3 separate regions of the Homo sapiens genome follow, and regions 1 and 2 are each linked to region 3. Evidence: read pairs that join two places in POLR2A ChIA-PET (ENCODE). Cell type or tissue: OCI-LY7. All regions are shown on one strand. Links, peaks and the distances in the headings refer to the core of each region. The heading gives the core; the rest is flanking DNA. Region 1 overlaps CS (citrate synthase). Region 2 overlaps RBMS2 (RNA binding motif single stranded interacting protein 2). Region 3 has its middle 14 kb from the start of APOF.

Region 1 (6,438 bases), core at 1,777-4,276, 95 kb before region 3:
GAGTCTCACCCTGTCGCCCAGGCTGGAGTGCAATGGTGCGATCTCAGCTCACTGCAACCTCCGCCTCCGGGGTTCAAGCGATTCTTGTGCCTTGGCCTTCTGAGTAGCTGGGATTACAGGCGTGCGCCACCATGCCTAATTTTTTGTATCTTTAGTAGAGATGGGGTTTCACCATATTGGCCAGGCCGGTCTCAAACTCCTGACCTCAGGTTATCCACCTTCCTCGGCCTCCCAAAGTGCTGAGATTACAGGCGTGAGCCACTGCACCCAGCCCATGTCACTTTTTAAAAAGTTGATAAACAGGCCAAGCACGGTGGCTCACACCTGTAATCCCAGAACTTTGGGAGGCTGAGGAGCGCGGATCAAGAGGTCAACAGATCAAGACCATCCTGGCCAACAAGGCAAAACCCCATCTCTACTAAAAATACAAAAATTAGATGGGCGTGGTGGCTTGCACCTGTGGTCCCAGCTACTCGGGAGGCCAAGGCAGGAAAATTGCTTGAACCTGGGAGGCGGAGGTTGCAGTGAGCCGAGGTCGTGCCACTGCACTGCAGCCTGAGCGACAGAGACTCTGTCTCGGAAAAAAAAAAAAAAAGTTGGTAAATAAAAAGCATATATTTTTGGTTTATTTTATTTTGAGACAAAGTCTCGCTCTGTCACCCAGGCTGGAGTGTAGTGGTGCTATCTTGGCTCACTGCAACCTCTGCCTCCTAGGTTCAAGCGATTCTCCCACCTCGGCCTCCTGAGTAGTTGGGATTACAGGTGTGCACCAGGACGCTCAGCTAATTTTTGTATTATTTTGTAGAGATGGGGTTTCGCCATGTTGGCCAGACTGGTCTTGAACTCCTGACCTCAAGTGATCTGCCTGCCTTGGCCTCCCAAAGTGCTGGGATTACAAGCATGAGTCCCCACGCCTGGCCTACTAGCAAAACTTGATCTGTCAGCTACTTCACAAATTTGACTAAATTCAACAGCTTAAGGCTACTTCACAATTAAACAGCTGGTTGCATCAGAGCAATCAATCTCCTTGTTCTGAGTGACCTTAAGTCAATTAGAGGCCTAGAAGCTAGTTAAACTCTTTCAACTCAAGAGATTACACTATTCATCTAGAGTTAATGGAAATTATTATAGAAGAAATGTTCTGTGCAGAAGATCATCCTCTTAAGGTATATGTAAAAACAACTCCTTAAAAGCTCAAGAAGGCTGGGCACCATGGCTCACTCCTATAATCCCCAGCACTTTGTGAGGCCGAGGCAGGCAGATCACAAGGTCAGGAGTTCAAGATCAGCCTGGCCAACACAGTGAAACCCCGTCTCTATTAAAAACACAAGGCCAGGCGCGGTGGCTCACGCCTGTAATCCCAGCACTTTTGGAGGCTGAGGCGGGTGGATCACGAGGTCAGGAGATCGAGACAATCCTGGCTAACACGGTGAAACCCCGACTCTACTAAAAATACAAAAAATTAGCCAGGCATGGTGGCGGGTGCCTGTAGTCCCAACTACTCGGGAGGCTGAGGCAGGAGAATTGCTTGAACCAGGGAGGCGGAGCTTGCAATCAGCTGAGATCGCACCACTGCACTCCAGCCTGGGCAACAGAGCGAGACTCCATCTCAAAAAAAAAACCAAAAAAAAACAAAACAAAAGCAAAAAAGCAAAAACCAAAAATTAGCCAGGCGTGGTGGTGCGCACCTGTAGTCCCAGCTACCGGGGAGGCTGAGGCAGGAGAATCGCTTGAACCCAGGAGGCAGAGGTTGTGGTGAGCTGAGATTGTGTCACTGCACTCCAGCCTGGGCAACAGAGCGAGACTCCATCTCAAAAAACAAAACAAAACAAACAAACAAAAAGGCCCAGGGTGGTGGCTCACGCCTATAATCCCAGCACTTTGGGGAAGAGGTGGGCGAATCACCTGAGGTCAGGAGTTCTGGACCAGCCGTTCTAGACCAGCCTAGCCAACATGGTGAAACTCTATTAAAAAGACAAGGCCAGGCGTGGTGGCTTAAGCCTGTAATCCCAGCACTTTGGGAGGCCGAGGTGGGCAGATCACGAGGTCAGAGGTTCGAGACCAGCCTGGCCAACATAGTGAAACCCTGTCTCTACTAAAAATACAAAAAGTTAGCTGGGTGTGGTGGTGTGCGCCTGTAATCCTAACTACTCGGGAGGCTGAGGCAGGAGAATTGTGTGAACCCAGGAGGTGGAGGTTGCAGTGAGCTGAGATCGTGCCATTGCACTCCAACCTGGGTGACAGTGCAAGACACCGTCTCCCAAAAAAAACAAAAAAAAAAAACAAAAAAATTAGCCAGGAGTGGTGGTGTGCGCCTGTAATGCCAGCTAGACATGGTGGCATGTGCCTGTAGTCCTTGTTACTTGGGAGGCTGAGGCAGGAGGATCACTTGAGTCCAGGAGTTCAAGGTTACAGTGAGCTATGATCATGCCACTGCATCCTGGCCTGGGTGATTAGAGAGAGACCTATTTCTAAAAAAATAAAAATAAAAATGGCTGGGCACGGTGGTTCACATGCCATTTCACTCCAGCCTGGGTGACACAGCGAGACTCCATCTCAAAAAAATAAATAAATAAATAAAATGAAAAACAAAATATTAAGATTATATGACCTTTTGTACCTGCTAATGTGTGCAGGTACAAATATACACATTCATACCACCTAAAGTGTTTATAAATAAGCCTTTATAAATAAATGCTTTATGTGGTGTGAATGTGTATATTTTGCATCATTCTGATACCAACTCCCCAATGCCAACCAAGTTAATATCAATTTTAAATGCTCTCTGTCTTCCTCAACTGCAAACACAATTCTCTACACACAGTTGGTGCCAAATTAATATTGACCAACTAAATCAATCTAGATTTGCCAAGGACCCAAGGTGGTTGCATCAGAGCAGTGGGTCATGCTCTTCTGTGTCTTGCACCACAGTGAACTCTTTAGGGCCTTCCTGGTGGCTGGCACCTCCTGGCCAAAAATCATTTAATGTACCTGCTTTGTAAAAAGAAAATTTTCTGTTCCTATACTACCTATCTCCAAATAAGGAACAAAAGAAAATGGTACATTCTCCTGTAAACCTAGCCAGATCATTTGTACTTTTACCCAGTGTTTCTGAGTTTGTGGGGTACTAGAAGAGGATGGAAGGAATTATGTACTATGCATTGGGATAAGAAACAATCTTTCCATACCCCAACCAGCGTTGTAAACTATTAAGGACACTTTTCATTTTCAGAGAATAAAGCTCATTTGTTTCTGGATCTGGAGCCTACTCCAAGGATACTAACCACTCTCCCACTCCTGATGGGTATCTTAGGTTGGCTAGCCGAGAACATGACTGACTGGCATTAGTCCTCCTAGACTCCAGAGTTGCAATTGCTGTTCTCCCAACTTGTAAGATTTCTCAAAGTTTTCTGTATTTGAAGAAGATAGTGAGGGAAAGTGACCCTCTGGTGCTAGCATGAGACTGCTCTGTGAAACCTTCCTCAGGGACCCTGCAGTTAAGTCACATCCTTTTCTTTTCTTGTTTTCTCCTTTTTTATGTACAGATAGGATCTCACTATGTTGCCCAGGCTGATCTCAAACTCCTGGCCTTAAGCAATCCTCCCACCTCAGCATCATGACTCACTGGGATTATAGGTGTGAGCCACCTACCTAGGTCTCTTTTCCGTTTCAACAGCCATGTGTACATACCTCTGTTACAGCAAGACTATGGAATTTTTTTTTAGATGGAGTCTCACTCTGTTGCCCAGGCTGGAGTGCAGTGGTGCGATCTCGGCTCACTGAAACCTCCACCTCCCAGGTTCAAGTGATTCTTCTGCCTCAGCCTCCTGAGTAGGTGGGATTACAGGCGCCCGGCATCACGCCTGGCTAATTTTTGTATTTTTAGTAGAGATGGGGTTTCACCATATTGGCCAGACTAGTCTTGAACTCCTGACCTCGTGATCTGCCCGCCTTGGCCTCCCCAAGTGCTGGGATTATAGGCATGAGCCACTGTGCCCGGCCGACTATGGAATTTTAATAATTTCTTTTTTCTGCACGTGTGTCAGCCTAACCAAACAAACAGTCCTGGTGATAGAAACCATGCTCTACTTAGCTTTGTAATTCCAACAACTGACAAAAAACAAGCCTCCAATGAAAATCTGTTAAGTTAGTTTCTGATTAACTCAGAGGTAATTTTTCTAAAGATTCTGTATTTTTTCCCTCCCTTCACACTCAAGTCCTTTGAATCCCCATCACACACCGATCACCCCACCCAAATTTCCTACCTCCCAGTACTTGGTTCGGCTGATACCCTGTGCATATGCTCGGGCAAAGTTACTTTCACTGTTGAGGGCTGTAACAGCTGCACTGAGCTGAGACATGGGGTGTAGATTGGTGGGAAAGTTGTCCAGCATGGTGACCACATGGGAAGGCAGAGCTGCCCTCTTTGCCCACTCTTTTGAGAGCCAAGATACCTGTGGAAAAAGAGACAGTGCTCAGAACACCAGCAAGGACAAGGAAGGAGAAAAATAAAAAAGGACAGCAACATCTGAGTAAAGAAAACCCAAGAGAGGTCAACCCAATCCATTTATACAGCAGAACTCTGCTGATTCCTTCCCTTCACTACGCATCTCTATAAATGCCGGATCAGCATTAAGTGTCTGAGATTAGAGAAAGGCAATGAAGAAGGGGAATGAGAAGAGCTAATAATATCCTTCTGCTTTACCTGTTCCTCTGTTGGGATATGTCCAGTTACCAGCAGCCAAAATAAGCCCTCAGGCAGGGGTTCTTCCCCACCCTTAGCCTTGGGTAGCAGTTTCTGGCATTCAGGGATACTAAAGCCTCGGAAACGGATGCCCTTGAGAGAGGAGAGAGAGAATTACAACTCAAGTTTATAGCCTAGAAGTCACACGACTGGTCTTACTCATCAGACCTTACAACAAGTTAGAGTAGAACTTTTTATGTTAATTATTATTTCTGTAGAGGTGGGGTCTTGCTATGTTGCTCAGACTGGTCCCGATCTTCTGGCCTCACGCAATGCTCCACCTTGGCCTCCAAAAGTGCTAGGATTACAGGGGCAAGCCATCATGCCTAGCCCAGAATACAATTTTTAATTTTCTTTTTTTTTGAGACGGAGTCTCACACTGTCGCCCAGGCTGGAGTGCAGTGGTGCGATCTCGGCTCACTGCAAACTCCGCCTCCTGGGTTCACGCCATTCTCCTGCCTCAGCCTCCCGAGTAGCTGGGACTACAGGTGCCTGCCACCATGCCCGGCTAATTTTGTGTGTTTTTAGTACAGACAGGGTTTCGCCGTGTTAGCCAGGACGGTCTCAACCTCCTGACCGCATGATCTGCCCGCCTCAGCCTCCCAAAGTGCTGGGATTACAGGTGTGAGCCACTGCGCCCAGTCCAGAACAGAACTTTAAATTAAGCTTAAATCTTCACATAACTTACCTCTGGTTTTGTACTTTTATTTTTACTAGTTGATATATTTAAAAGGTAAATTTGTTCTTCAATTATTCCATACATATGTCTTCTCTACCTTCCAATATATGAAGCTAGGTGCTCTGTTTTGTGCTTACCCTTACTGGTCTAATCCACGGTTTGCGTATTTGCACAAACTCAATGATTATTAGTAATTGACATGAAGATGTCTTACCTCATCAGGATCAAGAACTGATGTTTCATAGACCAATCCCTTCATGCCTCTCATGCCACCATACATCTAAAGAGGATGAAGAAAGAAGGAAAAAAAAAAGAGGCTGTGGCCAGTAATCAGAATGATTCAGACTAGAACTTGTTAGAGCTTCATGGGATCTGGGAGAGAAAATTTATTCTCAGACTTGTAAGACTTCATTTGGTGAGAGATGTCTGAGGAGTCAGCTTACTAAAGAATTAAACTTTGTGGCCAGGCACAGTGGCTGACACCTGTAATCCCAGCACTTTGGGAAGCCGAGGCAGGTGGATCACCTGAGGTCAGGAGTTTGAGACCAGCCTGGCCAACAGGGTGAAACCATGTCTCTACTAAAAATTAAAAAATTAGCGGGCATGGTGTATGTGCCTGTAATCCCAGCTACTTGGGAGGCTGAGGCAGGAGAATCGCTTGAACCCAGAAGGCAGAGATTGCAGTGAGCCAAGATCACACCATTGCACTTCAGCCTGGGTGACAAGAGCAAAACTCCATCTCAAAAAAAAAAAAAAAAAAGAAAAAAAAAAACAAACTTTGTGGCCAGGTACGGTGGGGCTCATGCCTGTAATCCCAGCACTTTGGGAGGCTGAGGAGGAGGGAAGATCACTAAGCCTCTCACAGAGTCTGTCACTCAGGCTGCAGCACAGTGGCACAATCACGGCTTACTGCAGCCTTGACTTGCAGGCTCAGGTGATCCACCCACTTCAGCCTCCTGAGTAGCTGGGATTATAGGCACGTGCCACCATGTCTGGCTAATTTTTGTATTTCTTT
Region 2 (6,438 bases), core at 2,236-4,735, 170 kb after region 3:
TCAGGAACCACTGTCCTGTTTTCAACACTGCACAAGGGTTCCAATTTCTCTGCATCCTTACCAACACTTGTTGTTTTCTGCCTTTTTTTTTTTTTTTTTATAAGTAGCCATCCTGATGGGTGTGAGGTGGTATCCCATGGTTTTGATTTCTGTTTCTCTAATGATTAGTGATGTTGAACGTCTTTTCACATTTGTGAAATGTCATTTGTAAATCTTCTTTGGAGATAAGTCTATTCAAGTCCTTTGCTTATTTTATTTTATTTATTTATTTATTTATTTATTTGAGACAGAGTTTTGCTCTTTTTGCCCAGGCTGGAGTGCAATGGCATGATCTCGGCTCATTGCAACCTCCACCTCTTGGGTTCAAGTGACTCTCCTGCCTCAGCCTCCCGGGTAGCTGGGATTACAGACGTGCACCACCATGCCCAGCTAATTTTTGTATTTTTAGTAGAGATGGGGTTTTGCCATGTTGGCCAGGCTGGTGTCGAACTCCTGGCCTCATGTGATCCACCCACCTCAGTCTCCCAAAGTGCCTGGAATTACAGGCATGAGCCACCACACCCGGCCCATCTTTGGGATTTTGATAGGGATTACATTGAATCTGCAGATTACAGGCATGAGCCACTACACCTAGCCCATTTTTGGGATTTTGATATGGATTACACTGAATCTGCAGATTGCTTTGAGTAGTACTGATATCTTTTTTTTTTTTTTTTTTTTTTTTTTTCTGAGACGGAGTCTCAGGCTGTCTCACTCTGTCACCCAGGCTGGAGTGCAGTGATCTCAGCTTACTGCAACCTCCGCCTCCCGGGTACAAGCAATTCTCTGCTTCAGCCTCCTGAGTAGCTGGGATTACAGGCGCCTGCCACCAAGCCCGGCTAATTTTTGTATTTTTAGTAGAGATACGGTTTCACCATCTTGGCCAGGCTGGTCTTGAACTCCTGACCTCGTGATCCACCCGCCTTGGCCTCCCAAAGTGCTGGGATTACAGGCGTGAGCCACCGCACCTGGCCCTGATATCTTAACAATGTTAATGCTTCCAATCCATGAGCATGGAGTGTCTTTCCATATATTTGTGTCTTCTGCAATTTCTTTTAGTAATGTTTTTGGCTTTCACTGTACAAGTCTTTTGCCTCCTTGGTTAACCTTATTCTTAAGCATATTATTATTTTTGGTGCTATTAGAAATGGAACAGTTTTAATTTCCTTTTCAAATCATTCGTTGTTAGTTATATAAAATTCAGAAATTCTTTTTTTTTTTTTTTTTTGAGACAGAGTCTTGCTCTGGTGCCCAGGCTGGAGTGCGGTGGCGCAATCTCGGCTTACTGCAACCTCCGCCTCCCAGGTTCAAACAATTCTCCTGCCTCAGCCACGCAAGTAGCTGGGATTACACGTGCACACCACCACGCCCAGCTAACTTTTTGTATTTTTAGTAGAGATGAGGTTTCACCATGTTGGCCAGGCTGGTCTGGAACTCCTGAACTCAAGTGATTCACCCACCTCAGCCTCCCAAAGTACTAGGATTACAGGCGTGAGCCACTGCGCCCAGCCAGAATTCAGCAATTCTATAAGTCTATGTTTGTGTATTGATTCAGCAAATCAGATATTGCCTTTCTGTTATAGAGGGTAAAGATTTATTTCTCTTAAACCCCGTGCCCTTATGTTCCAGCTTCCCCTTTCTTCCCACCTTCTGTGTATAAGTTGTGTCATGATTTTTAGTTAAACCAGTATTCAGTATTTATATTATTATGATTTTATAAGTATTATTTCTAGCTAAGCTATATAATATGCTATGATAATAGTTCCTTTGTTCAATTTTTGTTTTCCCTGGAGTTAATAATTACCTTGTTTTCTTAGTTTTATTTTATATAATAGACAGTATTTTTACATACCAGTTACTGTTCTTTTATTTTTTTTGAGATGGAGTTTCGTTCGCTCTTGTTGCCCAGACTGGAGTGCAATGGCGTGATCTCGGCTCACTGCAACCTCTGCCTCCCAGGTTCAAGTGATTCTCCTCCCTCAGCCTCCTGAGCATACCAGTTACTGTTCTAAGCCCTTTATAAAATTTAACTCACATAAACCTTCTAAAAACTGAGAGGCCGGATGCTTCATTACATTCCAGCTTCACTGGCCTTCTATTCCTTCCAAAGTCCCACCTTATAGCTTTTAACCGTGTGCTCCCTCTTTCTGGAATGATCTCTTTCATTCTCCGAATGGCTAGTTTCTTCTCATCCTTGAAGTCTTTCATACTTAAATGTCATCTTTCTGACTAGTCTAATGAAAATAGGCCACAGCCTTCTTTTTGTCTTTTTTTTGGTAGCCCATTTATCACAGTGGGTAATTATTAAATTATTTTATGATTATTTGATTAATGTCTCTCTCCCCACTAAATACTCCTGAAAATTTTATTAGGGCCAGAGCCATGTCTGGTTTAGCTAAGCATTTTGTCCTTGGTACCTAACGTAGTACCTAGTACTCTAAAGTGGGCATTGAATATTTATTGAATGAATAGATGTCAGCTCCTTTTATGTTTCAGGCAGCATGATAAGAGTTTTACATGTATGTATGTATGTATTTATGTATTTATTTGTATTTACATATATGTATATATTTATTTATTTATTGCAAAAGGGGATCTCACTTTCTGTCCCAGGCTGGAGTGGAGTGGTGTGATCATAGCTCACTGCAGCCTCAAACACCTGAGCTCAGGTGATCCTCCTGCCTTAGCCTTCCATGTAGCCGGGACTACAGGTGTACACTAACACACCCAGCTGATTTTTAAAAAACTGTTTTTTATAGAGACAAGGTCTCACTATGTTGCCCAGACTGATCTCGAACTCCTGGCTTCAAGTGATCCTCCCACCTCAGTCTTCAGAGTAGCTGGGATTATAGGCAAGAATAACCACACCTGGCTACCTGCATTTATTTTAATCCCCACAACAGTCCTATTTCATAGGTGTTGTTAACTGTCCCCATTTTATAGGTGAGGTCAAGCAACTTATCCAAAGTCACACAGCTAATACAAGACAATGGTAGAATTAAACCTAAATATTGGCTGGGCTTGGTGGCTCATGCCTGTAATCCCAGCACTTTGGGAGGTCAAGGCAGGAGGATCACTTGAACCCAAGAGTTCAAGACCAGACTAGGTAACATGGCAAGACTAAGTCTCTACAAAAAACTCAAATATTAGCCAGGTGTGGTAGCATGCACCTGTAGTCGCAGCTACTCGGGAGGCTGAGGTGGGAAGATTACTTGAGCCCAGGAATTTGGGGCTACAGCGAACCATGATTGTGCCACTACACTCCAGCCTGGGCAGCAGAGTGAGACCTTGACTCAAAAAAAAAAAAAAACCCCAAAACCGCTAAGTCTCTGCGACTTTTGAGCCAGTGTTTTAACCATTTTCTGTTGGTTAATGGGATTTATAGTCAAGAAAAATACTTTTTAAAAAATTGAGTAAACATTGATTCCTTGCCTATTCAGTTGCTGAATGAACAGTGAAAAATTAAGTTAGTTATATAAAAAGTGAATCTGATTTTCCCTCATTTGTAAAATGAAGACATTAATTAGGAATGAAATTGATTTACTTTAACTCAAATTGAATTACTATTAAATTATTATTTTACAAATAATAGGATTTGCAAACTGGTAGGGCTGTACTCTAACCTTTACCCCACTATTTCAATTACCAAAAATAATATTTGCATAGCTCTTAAAGATTGTTGGGGTTTGAGGGTTTCAATTGGAAGCACTCCTCTTACTTCAATCCAGTTGAGAAATACGAAAAAGTTTGACAGAAATAAAGTAACACTTACTACTAATAAAACTAATATTCAAGAAGATAGCTTATATTTGTGGGCTAGTAGATGTTCTAATACTGAATCCAGAATTAGACAGATTTATCCACCTAAATACAAGCAGTACTTAAAAACCAAACAAAAACCTATGCACTTCTTCGTGTGGGCACTTACCCATGTAAAATTTGACCAGTTCAGAGTAGCAAAGCTGAGTGTATACTCTCTGCAGCTAGCTGGATCTCAAAATAGGAAAGAAGGAGCTGTGTTTTTCTTCTAGTCACTAAGAAGGGAGGGGTGATATGCTAAACGCTTGGCTGTCTACATTGAAAGAAACATCTGGAGTAGGGAATAAGTGTTTTTCCCTAAGATGATAACAATCCAGAGAGAAGCAAGAGTCAAAAAATAAAATAAACATAAAAAATTTTAAAAGATGATACAAGATTCTCTTGATTGGGTTCCATTTTCACTTATTAGATCAATGCTTAAATCTAGTAGATTTATTTTTTTTGAGACAGGGTCTCACTGTCATCCTGGTGGAGTGCAGTAGCATGATCACCACTCACTACAGCCTCAACCTCTGTGGACTCAGGTGATCCTCCCACCTCAGCATCCAGAGTAGCTGGGACTACTTACGGGCACATGCCACCATGCCCAGCTAATTTTTGCATTTTTCTTTCTTTTTTTTTGTAGAGACAGAGTTTCGCCATGTTGCCCAGGCTGATGTCAAACTCCTGGGCTCAAGGGATCTTCCCACCTTGGCCTCCCAAAATTCTGTGATTACAGGCATGAGCCACCGCACCTGGCTCTAGTAGACTTTTTGATGATTCAGGTAAAATGGTAAACTAAATCCCTTTACCTGTTTTTTGGTGTCATTTTAGACTACTGATTTGAGCATATTTAAAGTATGGGTTTTTTTTTTTTAAAAATGGGGCTTATAGTTAACGAAAACCATTGACTGTCCCTGTGTTTCCTTTTTTTTTTTTCTTGTTTTTCTTTTTTTTTTTTTTTATTCAGGGTTTCACTGTGTTGCCTAGGCTGGAGTGCAGTGGCCCGATCTTGGCTCACTGCAGCCTCAACCTCCTCGGCTCAAGTGATCCTCACAGGTCAGCCTCCTGAGTAGCTAGGACTATAGGTGCACACCACTATGTTAGGCTAATTTTAAAATTTTTTTGTAGAGGCAGGGTCTCCCTGTGTTGCCCAGGATGGTCTCAAACTCCTGGGCTCAAGCAGTCCTCCCATCTCTGTCTCCCGAAGTGTTGGGATTATAGCCGTGAGCCACCATACCTGGCCTCTTTATTTATTTTTTAACCATCCCATATTTCATTTCTTTTTATTATTTTTATTTATTTATTTATTTATTTATTGAGATGAAGTCTCACTCTGTCACCCAGGCTGGGGTGCAATGATACAATCTTAGCTCACTGCAACCTCCGCCTCCTGGGTTCAAGCAATTCTCCTGTCTCAGCCTCCAAATTTCTTTTTTGAAAAATTTTATATAGAGACAGTATCTCACTGTGTTTCCCAGGCTGGTCTCAAACTCCTGGCCTCAATGATTCTCCTGCCTTGGTTTCTCTAAGTGTTGGGATTACAGGCATGAGCCACCACACCCAGCCCCATACTTCATTTCAAACTGTCCATGAAGGCCGGGCGCAGTGGCTCACGCCTGTAATCCCAACACTTTGGGAGGCCGAGGCGGGTGGATCACCTGACGTCAGGAGTTCGAGACCAGCCTGGCCAACATGGTGAAACCTCATCGCTACTAAAAATACGAAAAAATTAGCTGGGCGTGGTGGCAGGCGCCTGTAATCCCAGCTACCTGGGAGGCTGAGGAAGGAGAATCACTTGAATCCAGGAGGCAGAGATTGCTGTGAGCTGGGATCATGCCATTACTCTTCAGCCTGGGCAACAGAGCAAGACTCTGTCTCAAAAAAAAAAAAGTACTGAGAGTCACCTTTTTTTTTTTTTTTTGAGATAGTCTTGCTCTGTGGCCCAGGGTAGAGTACAGGCTGGTCTGGAACTCCTGACCTCAAGGATCCACCCGCCTCGGCCTCCCAAAGTGCTGGGATTACAGACATGAGCCACCACACCTGGCCTAGAGTCACCTCTTTTTTTTGGAGGCGGGGGTGGAGTCTTGCCCTGTCCCCCAGGCTGGAGTGCGGTGGTGCAATCTTGATCTCAGCTCACTGCAACCTCCACCTCCCAGGTTCAAGTGATTCTCCTGCCTCAGACTCTCAAATAGCTGGGATTACAGGCGTGCGCCACCACGCCTGGCTAATTTTTGTATTTTTAGTGGAGATGGGGTTTCACTATGTTGGCTAGACTGGTCTCGAATTCCTGACCTTAAGTGATCCGCCCACCTCAGCCTCCCAAAGTGCTGGGATTATAGGTGTGAGCCACCATGCCCGGCCATAGAGTCACCTTTTAAAACCAGCTATAGGCCAGGGGTGGTGGCTCACGCCTCTAATCCCGGCAGTTTGGGAGGCCAAGGCAGGGGGATCACAAGGTCAAGAGTTCGAGACCAGCCTGACCAACATGGTGAAACCCCATCTCTACTAAAAATACAAAAATTAGCCAGGCGTGGTGTCGCATGCCTGTAATCCCAGCTACTCAGGAGGCTGAGGCAGGAGACTCGTTTGAACCCAGGA
Region 3 (6,438 bases), core at 1,663-4,162:
GGCAGGAGAATGGCATGAACCCGGGAGGCAGAGCTTGCAGTGAGCCAAGATTGCGCCACTGCACTCCAGCCTGGGCGACAGAGCAAGACTCCATATCAAAAAACAAACAAACAAACAAACTAAAAAACACAGGGCAAAATCTTCATGACATTGAATCTGGCAATGATTACTTGGATATAACACCAAAGACACAGGCAGCAAAAGAAAAAAATGGGCAAATTGGACCTCATGAAAATTTTAAAATTTTGTACACCAAAAGACAATATCAACAGAGTAAAAAGGCAATCCACAGAATGGGAGGAAATATTTGCAATTATATACCTAGTAAAGATTTATATCCAGAATAAATAGAGAACTCCTAAAACTCAACAAAAACAAAAATGGCCTGACTCAAAATGGGCAAAGGGCATGAACAGGCATTTCTCTAAGGAAGCTATACAGATGGCCAATAAGGACATGAAAAGATGTGCAACATCTCTAATCATTAGGGAAATGCAAATTAAAACTACAATGAGATACTATCTCACACCCACTAGGATAGCTATTATTTTTAAAAAGAGAAAACGACAAGTGTTGTCAAAGATGTGGAGAAAATGGAACCCTTGTGCTTTGTTGTTGGGAATGCAAAATGGTACAGGCCCTGTGGAAAACAGTATGGCAGGTCCTTAAATTTGTTTTGTTTTTTTTTTTGAGACAGAGTTTCACTTTTGTCACCCAGGCTGGAGTGCAATGTCGTGATCTTGGCTCACTGCAACCTCTGCCTCCTGGGTACAAGGATTCTCCTGCCTCAGCCTCCCAAGTAGCTGGGATTACAAGCATGCACCACCATGCCTGGCTAATTTTTTGTATTTTTAGTAGAGATGGGGTTTCACCATGTGGGTTAGCCTGGTCTCGAACTCCTGGCCTCAAGTGATCTGCCCGCCACCTCAGCCTCCCAATGTGCTGGGATTACAGGCAAAAGCCAGCGTGCCCGGCCCTTAAAAATTTTTAAATAGAATTGCCATACAATCTAGCAATTCCACTTCTGGATATATATCCCAGAGAATTGAAAGCAGGATTTCAAAAAGATATTTTCACATCTGTGTTCATAGCAGTACTATTCCCAATAGTCAAGAAATGGAAGCAACCCAAATGTCTCTCAATGAACGAATGGATTTTAAAAATCCACTTGGTGGTGGATGGCCACAGCGGTTCATGCCTGTAATCCCAGCATTTTGGTAGGTTGAGGCAGGTGGATCACTTGAGGTCGGGAGTTCAAGTCCAGCCTGGCCAACATGGTGAAACCCGTCTATACAAAAATAATATAAAAATTAGCCAGGCATGGTGGCAAGTGCCTGTAATCCCAGCTACTAGGGAGGCTGAAGCAGGAGAATCACTTGAACCCAGGAGGCAGAAGTTGCAGTGAGCCGAGATTGCACCTCTGCACTCCAGCCTGGGCGACAGAGTGAGACTCTGTTTCAAAAAAAAAAAAAAAAAAAAAAAAAAAGTGCATACATGCAATGGAGAATTATTCAGCTTTAAAAAGGAAGGAACAGGATGGGCAACTTAGTCAGGTCCGGTCTCTAAAAAAAATAAATAAACAAAATTAATGGGGTGTGGAGATTCATGCCTGTGGTCCTAGCTACTCAGGAGGCTGAAGTGGGAGAATTGCTTGAGGCCCAGAGGTCGATGTCCATCCTGGGTGTCAGAGTGAGGCCCCATCTCTTAAAAAAAAAAAAAGGAAGGAAGGAAATTCTGACACAAGCTACAACATGGATGAACTTTGAGGCTATTATGATAAGTGAAATCAGCCAATTACAAAAAGACAAATCCTGTATAATTCCACTTATGTGAGGTATTTACAGTACTCAAATTCATAGAAACAAAGTGGAAGGGTGGTTGCCACAGGCTTCAGGGAGGGGAAGATAGGCAGCTGTTGTTTAACCAATATGCAGTTTCCATTTTGCAAGAGAAAAAGTTCTGAATGTGGGTTGTACAACAATGTAAATATACTTACCACTACTGAACTGTACACTTAGAAATGGTTGTGGGCTGGGCACAGTGGCTCATGCCTGTAATCCCAGCACTGTGGGAGGTCGAGGTGGGCAGATCACCTGAGATCATGAGTTTGAGACCAGCTTGGCCAACATGGTGAAACCCCGCCTCTACTAAAAATACAAAAGTTAGCCAGGTGTGATGGCAGGCACCTGTAATCTCAGCTACTGCGGAGGCTGAGGCAGGGAGAATTGCTTGAGCCCGAGAGGTGGAGGTTGCAGTGAGCTGAGATTGTACCACTGCACTCCAGCCTGGGTGACAGCAAGACTCTGTCAAAAAAAAAAAAAAAGAAAGAAAGAAAAAAAGAAATGGTTATGATGATAAATTTTGTTATGTGTTTTTTTTTTCTTTTCTTTTGAGACAGGGTCTTTGTCACCCAGGCTGGAGTGCAGTGGGGTGATCATGGTTCACTGCAGTCTCGACATCCTAGACTCAGGTGATCCTCCCACCCTAGCCTCCCGAATAGCTGGGACTACAGGCATGCATCACCACCTGCTAATTTTTTGTATTTTCTGTAGAGACGGGTTTTTGCCATGTTGCCTAGGTTGCTCAAGCAATCTGCCCGTCTTGGCCTCCCAAGGTGCTGGGGTATTACAGACGTGAGCCACCGTGCTTGGCTTGCTATGTGTTTTTTACCGTACAAAAACTAAACTAAAAAAAAAAAAAAAGGAAGTGAGAAAATGATTTTTTTCTAGGAGATTTTTTAAGATGAAGAAAATAAGTTTTCCAGTTGAGTGAACTCACAGGGTAACAGAAAATAGATGAATAAAGACCCATGCTTAGTGTCTTAGTCGGCTAGGGCTGCCATAACGCAAAACTACAGCCTGGATGTCTTATGGAATATAAATTTACTTCTGACAGTTCTGAAGTCTGGAAGTACAGGATTAAGGTGTCAGCAGTTTCAGTTGCTCCTGAGGCCTCTCTAATCGGCTTGCAGATTGCCATTTTCTCACTGTGTCCTCACATGGCACATGGCCATTCCTCTATCCCCATACACTCTGGGTGTCTCTTCCTTTTTCCTTTTTTTTTTTTTTTTTGTGAGACAAGGTCTGATTCTGTTGCTCAGGCTGGAGTCTTGCTCTGTCGCCAGGCTGGAGTGCAGTGGCTCCTTCTGGCTCACTGCAACCTCCGCCTCCCGGGTTCAAGCAATTCTTCTGCCTCAGCGTCCTGAGTAGCTGGGACTACAGGCTCACTGCAACCTCCACCTCCCAGGCTCAAGCCATTCTCCCACCTCAGCCTCCCCTGTAGCTGGGACTACTGGTGCGCACCACCATGCCCAGCTAATTTTTGTATTTTTGGTATAGACGGGGTTTCACCATGTTGGTCAGGCTGGTCTCGTACTTCTGACCTCATGATCTGCCCGCATCAGCCTCCCAAAGTGCTGGGATTACAGGTGTGAGCCACCACGCCCGGCCTGTTTGCTTCTTTTTGATAGGGATACTAGATTAGCTGTGAATCCCAGCCTTCACTGCAGGTTTAACACAGAGAGCCTGTGGATCCCCCTGACAGCCTCAGTATGATCATCAGGAGGTCACAGCCAAGATCTATGGCTCCATATCTGCCTCATTCCTTGGGTTTGACAGAGTAGTTCTGAGCAGCAGAGTACAAAGCTGTGCCTGAGTTTGTAGCAGATTCCCACTCCTGGTGACAGCTAGACTGCATTACAGACATGCTGCTTCTGCTCATGCCCACAGTCTACAGTAGAAAAGGTACACTTGCTCTGAATTAGGCTGAACCCTGCCTAGCAGCTACAGAACAGACATCAAGATATCCCCTGGGAAGCATCTACCTGGGCTGCTGTCCTTATGGCACCTTGTATCTGGTTGAATAAACACCGCATGTTTTCACATCCTCCAGCCTAGAGATGAAGCTCTGGGGTCTGGGAGTTAGCCTGGTGGTCAGCGTGCTCCAGGGCAATCCTCAGTGCAAGGTCTATCTGGATCCTTGGTAGAAGGACCAAGTGGGTGAGGCCAGGAAAGGTCTTTGGGAGCAGGGTCTGGCATAGTTAAGACCCTACAGAGCGCATCTGAATCCCTAGAGATTAGAAAAATGGCACCAAGGGTGTTTATCTAGGTTTCACAGGATGCAGCAGGAGGCAGTAAAGGAGCAGTCATCCTGGGTCTTAGGTGATGCCTTGCTGAGTCAGACTATGCTGGAATGAATGACAATACTCAAACTGTTTCTCCTGGTCTGAAAGGAGCCCAGGGCTCAGAAGACATCTCATGCAATAACCTTCAGCTTCTGTTCCTTTTAAGTTGGCCCCAAGAAAAGAGAATGGGACTCAATTATTCTTCTTGGTCTCCCCATTCCAGATCACCAGACTTCCTCTGCTTCACTTCCTAATTATGAGGCCCAAATTACTACACAATCCCGTCAGTGAGAAGTGGGACTGCTCTGATAGGTGTAGACACTCTGCCCAGTTCCCTGTCCCATGAGGAGGGGAGGTGATTGTTTTCCCCGATACTCAGTTAAGGGACATAATCTCTACAAATATTTGTCCTTTTGTTAAAATCTTCAGCCTCAAAAGACATTGGCATTTCCGTGTCCCTGTCACATTTCACCTCCAGTTCACAAAAGAGGCCACAGAGACCCAGAGTCAAGAGAAATAAGAAAACTGTGATTCTGATATAAAAGCAGCTTTTTATTTCTCTTTTCAGTTTGCAAATTAACATAAGCAAGCTACAGCATTCGGGTGGGGAGTTAGAAAGTACAAAGAAGATGAATGGGGAAAGATAATACCCTTCATATCTAGTACATAATAAATCCACAGTATTTGACAACTGAAAGAAAGATAAATTGGGGAGAAGAAATAGGAGCTAGGAACTACTAAGAGAGGGGCAAAACTGATTCTAGTCACATGTCTTTTAGCTCTGGAATCAAGTGAACATACATCTGTCCTAAGCTGTTCCCATCATTCTTTTTTCCTCTTCTTTCTCCTCCTCTGTTCAACATTTCTAACTACCTGCTATGCTATGCTGAGTCTCTGTACACAGGTCTATCAGAGACATTTGAGAAAGTAAATGTAGTGGTAGGCTAAATCAGCCTGAACATATTTCTAAATAAGCCTGAAAATATTTCTTTATCAAGTCCAGTAAAATGAGTTTCAGAATTTTCGTGGCACGAATGAAAAAGTACATCTGGGCCGGGCGCAGTGGCTCACGCCTGTAATCCCAGCACTTTGGGAGGCCGAGGCGGGTGGATCATGAGGTCAGGAGATCGAGACCATCCTGGCTAACACGGTGAAACCCTGTCTCTACTAAAAATACAAAAAATTAGCCGGGCGTGGTGGCGGGCGCCTGTAGTCCCAGCTACTCAGGAGGCTGAGGCAGGAGAATGGCGTGCACCTGGGAGGCGGGGCTTGCAGTGAACGGAGATTGTGCCACTGCACTCCAGCCTGGGCGACAGAGCGAGACTCCGTCTCAAAAAAAAAAAAAAAAGAAAGAAAAAGTACATCTGATCTTCTATATATAGGCATTGCAAAGTTCTTTTTTTTTTTTTATTCTTTAGAGTTTGTTTATTGAAAATTTGAAGCAGAAAATGAAAAATAAATATTTTTAGGCCGGGCATGGTGGCTCACGCCTGTAATCCCAGCACTTTGGGAGGCCAAGGCAGGCAGATCACCTGAGGTCAGGAGTTTGAGACCAGCCTGGCAACATGGTGAAACCCCATCTCTACTAAAAATACAAAAATTAGCTGGGCATGGTGGCGGGTGCCTGTAATCCTAGCTACTTGGGAGGCTGAGGCAGGAGAATTGCTTGAACCTGGAAGCCAGAGGTTGCAGTGAGCTGAGATCATGCCACTGCACTCCAGCCTGGGTAACAAAGCGAGACTCCCTCTTAAAAAAAAAAAAAAAAGTTTTTACACAGTTTCATTAAGTTCCATACTTTAAGGACTAAAATATAATAAAAACTATTTCTGCTATATCTATATACCAACAAATCATACTTTCCTTCCAATTATTTTTATTTATTTTTTCTGAGACAGAGTCTCGCTCTGTCGCCCAGGCTGGAGTGCAGTGGTGCGATCTCGGCTCACCACAAGCTCTGCCTCCCGGGTTCATGCCATTCTCCTGCCTCAGCCTCCCAAGTAGCTGGGACTACAGGTGCCTGCCACCACGCCCGGCTAATTTTTTTGTATTTTTAGTAGAGACGGGGTTTCACCGTGTTAGCTAGGATGGTCTCGATCTCCTGACCTCATTATCCGCCTGTCTCAGCCTCCCAAAGTGCTGGGATTACAGGCATGAGCCACCGTGCCTGGCCTCCAATTATTTTTTAAAAGGTGTAGCAATTTCCATTTATTTATTTATGTATTCATATAATTTTTGAGATTGGGTCTTGCTCTGTTGCCCAGGCTGGAGTGCAGTGGCGTGATCTCAGCTCACTACAGCCTCTGCCTCCCGTGTTC

Evidence for each region. ChIA-PET counts read pairs that join two places held together with the same protein. Peaks named below come from ENCODE experiments on the same cell type or tissue, not always from the same donor. Only the 100,000 strongest peaks of a DNase experiment are listed, where the experiment ranks them.
Region 1: POLR2A ChIA-PET joins it to region 3 with 10 read pairs; 19 of 35 experiments call an interaction of 5 or more read pairs at or near these places.
Region 2: POLR2A ChIA-PET joins it to region 3 with 18 read pairs; 7 of 35 experiments call an interaction of 5 or more read pairs at or near these places.

What each region holds. Positions count from the first base shown.
Region 1 is chr12:56,278,155-56,284,592 of GRCh38, forward strand. CS (citrate synthase) reads right to left here. Exons shown (of 11, transcript NM_004077.3): 4 at 5,638-5,703; 5 at 4,706-4,837; 6 at 4,266-4,454. Among named protein-coding and RNA genes, the nearest start is that of COQ10A, 14 kb to the left of the region's middle. RefSeq lists an enhancer at 5,238-5,407. In OCI-LY7, for the core only: no CTCF peak of the experiment used is centred there; no DNase peak of the experiment used is centred there.
Region 2 is chr12:56,537,767-56,544,204 of GRCh38, forward strand. The region is part of intron 1 of RBMS2 (RNA binding motif single stranded interacting protein 2); the gene reads left to right. Among named protein-coding and RNA genes, the nearest start is that of RBMS2, 19 kb to the left of the region's middle. In OCI-LY7, for the core only: no CTCF peak of the experiment used is centred there; no DNase peak of the experiment used is centred there.
Region 3 is chr12:56,373,298-56,379,735 of GRCh38, forward strand. It overlaps the pseudogene APONP and the pseudogene LOC100128676. Among named protein-coding and RNA genes, the nearest start is that of APOF, 14 kb to the left of the region's middle. In OCI-LY7, for the core only: a CTCF peak has its summit at 4,121; DNase peaks (open chromatin) are centred at 2,204, 2,604, 3,734 and 4,144; H3K4me3 peaks cover 2,121 bases; H3K27ac peaks cover 2,500 bases.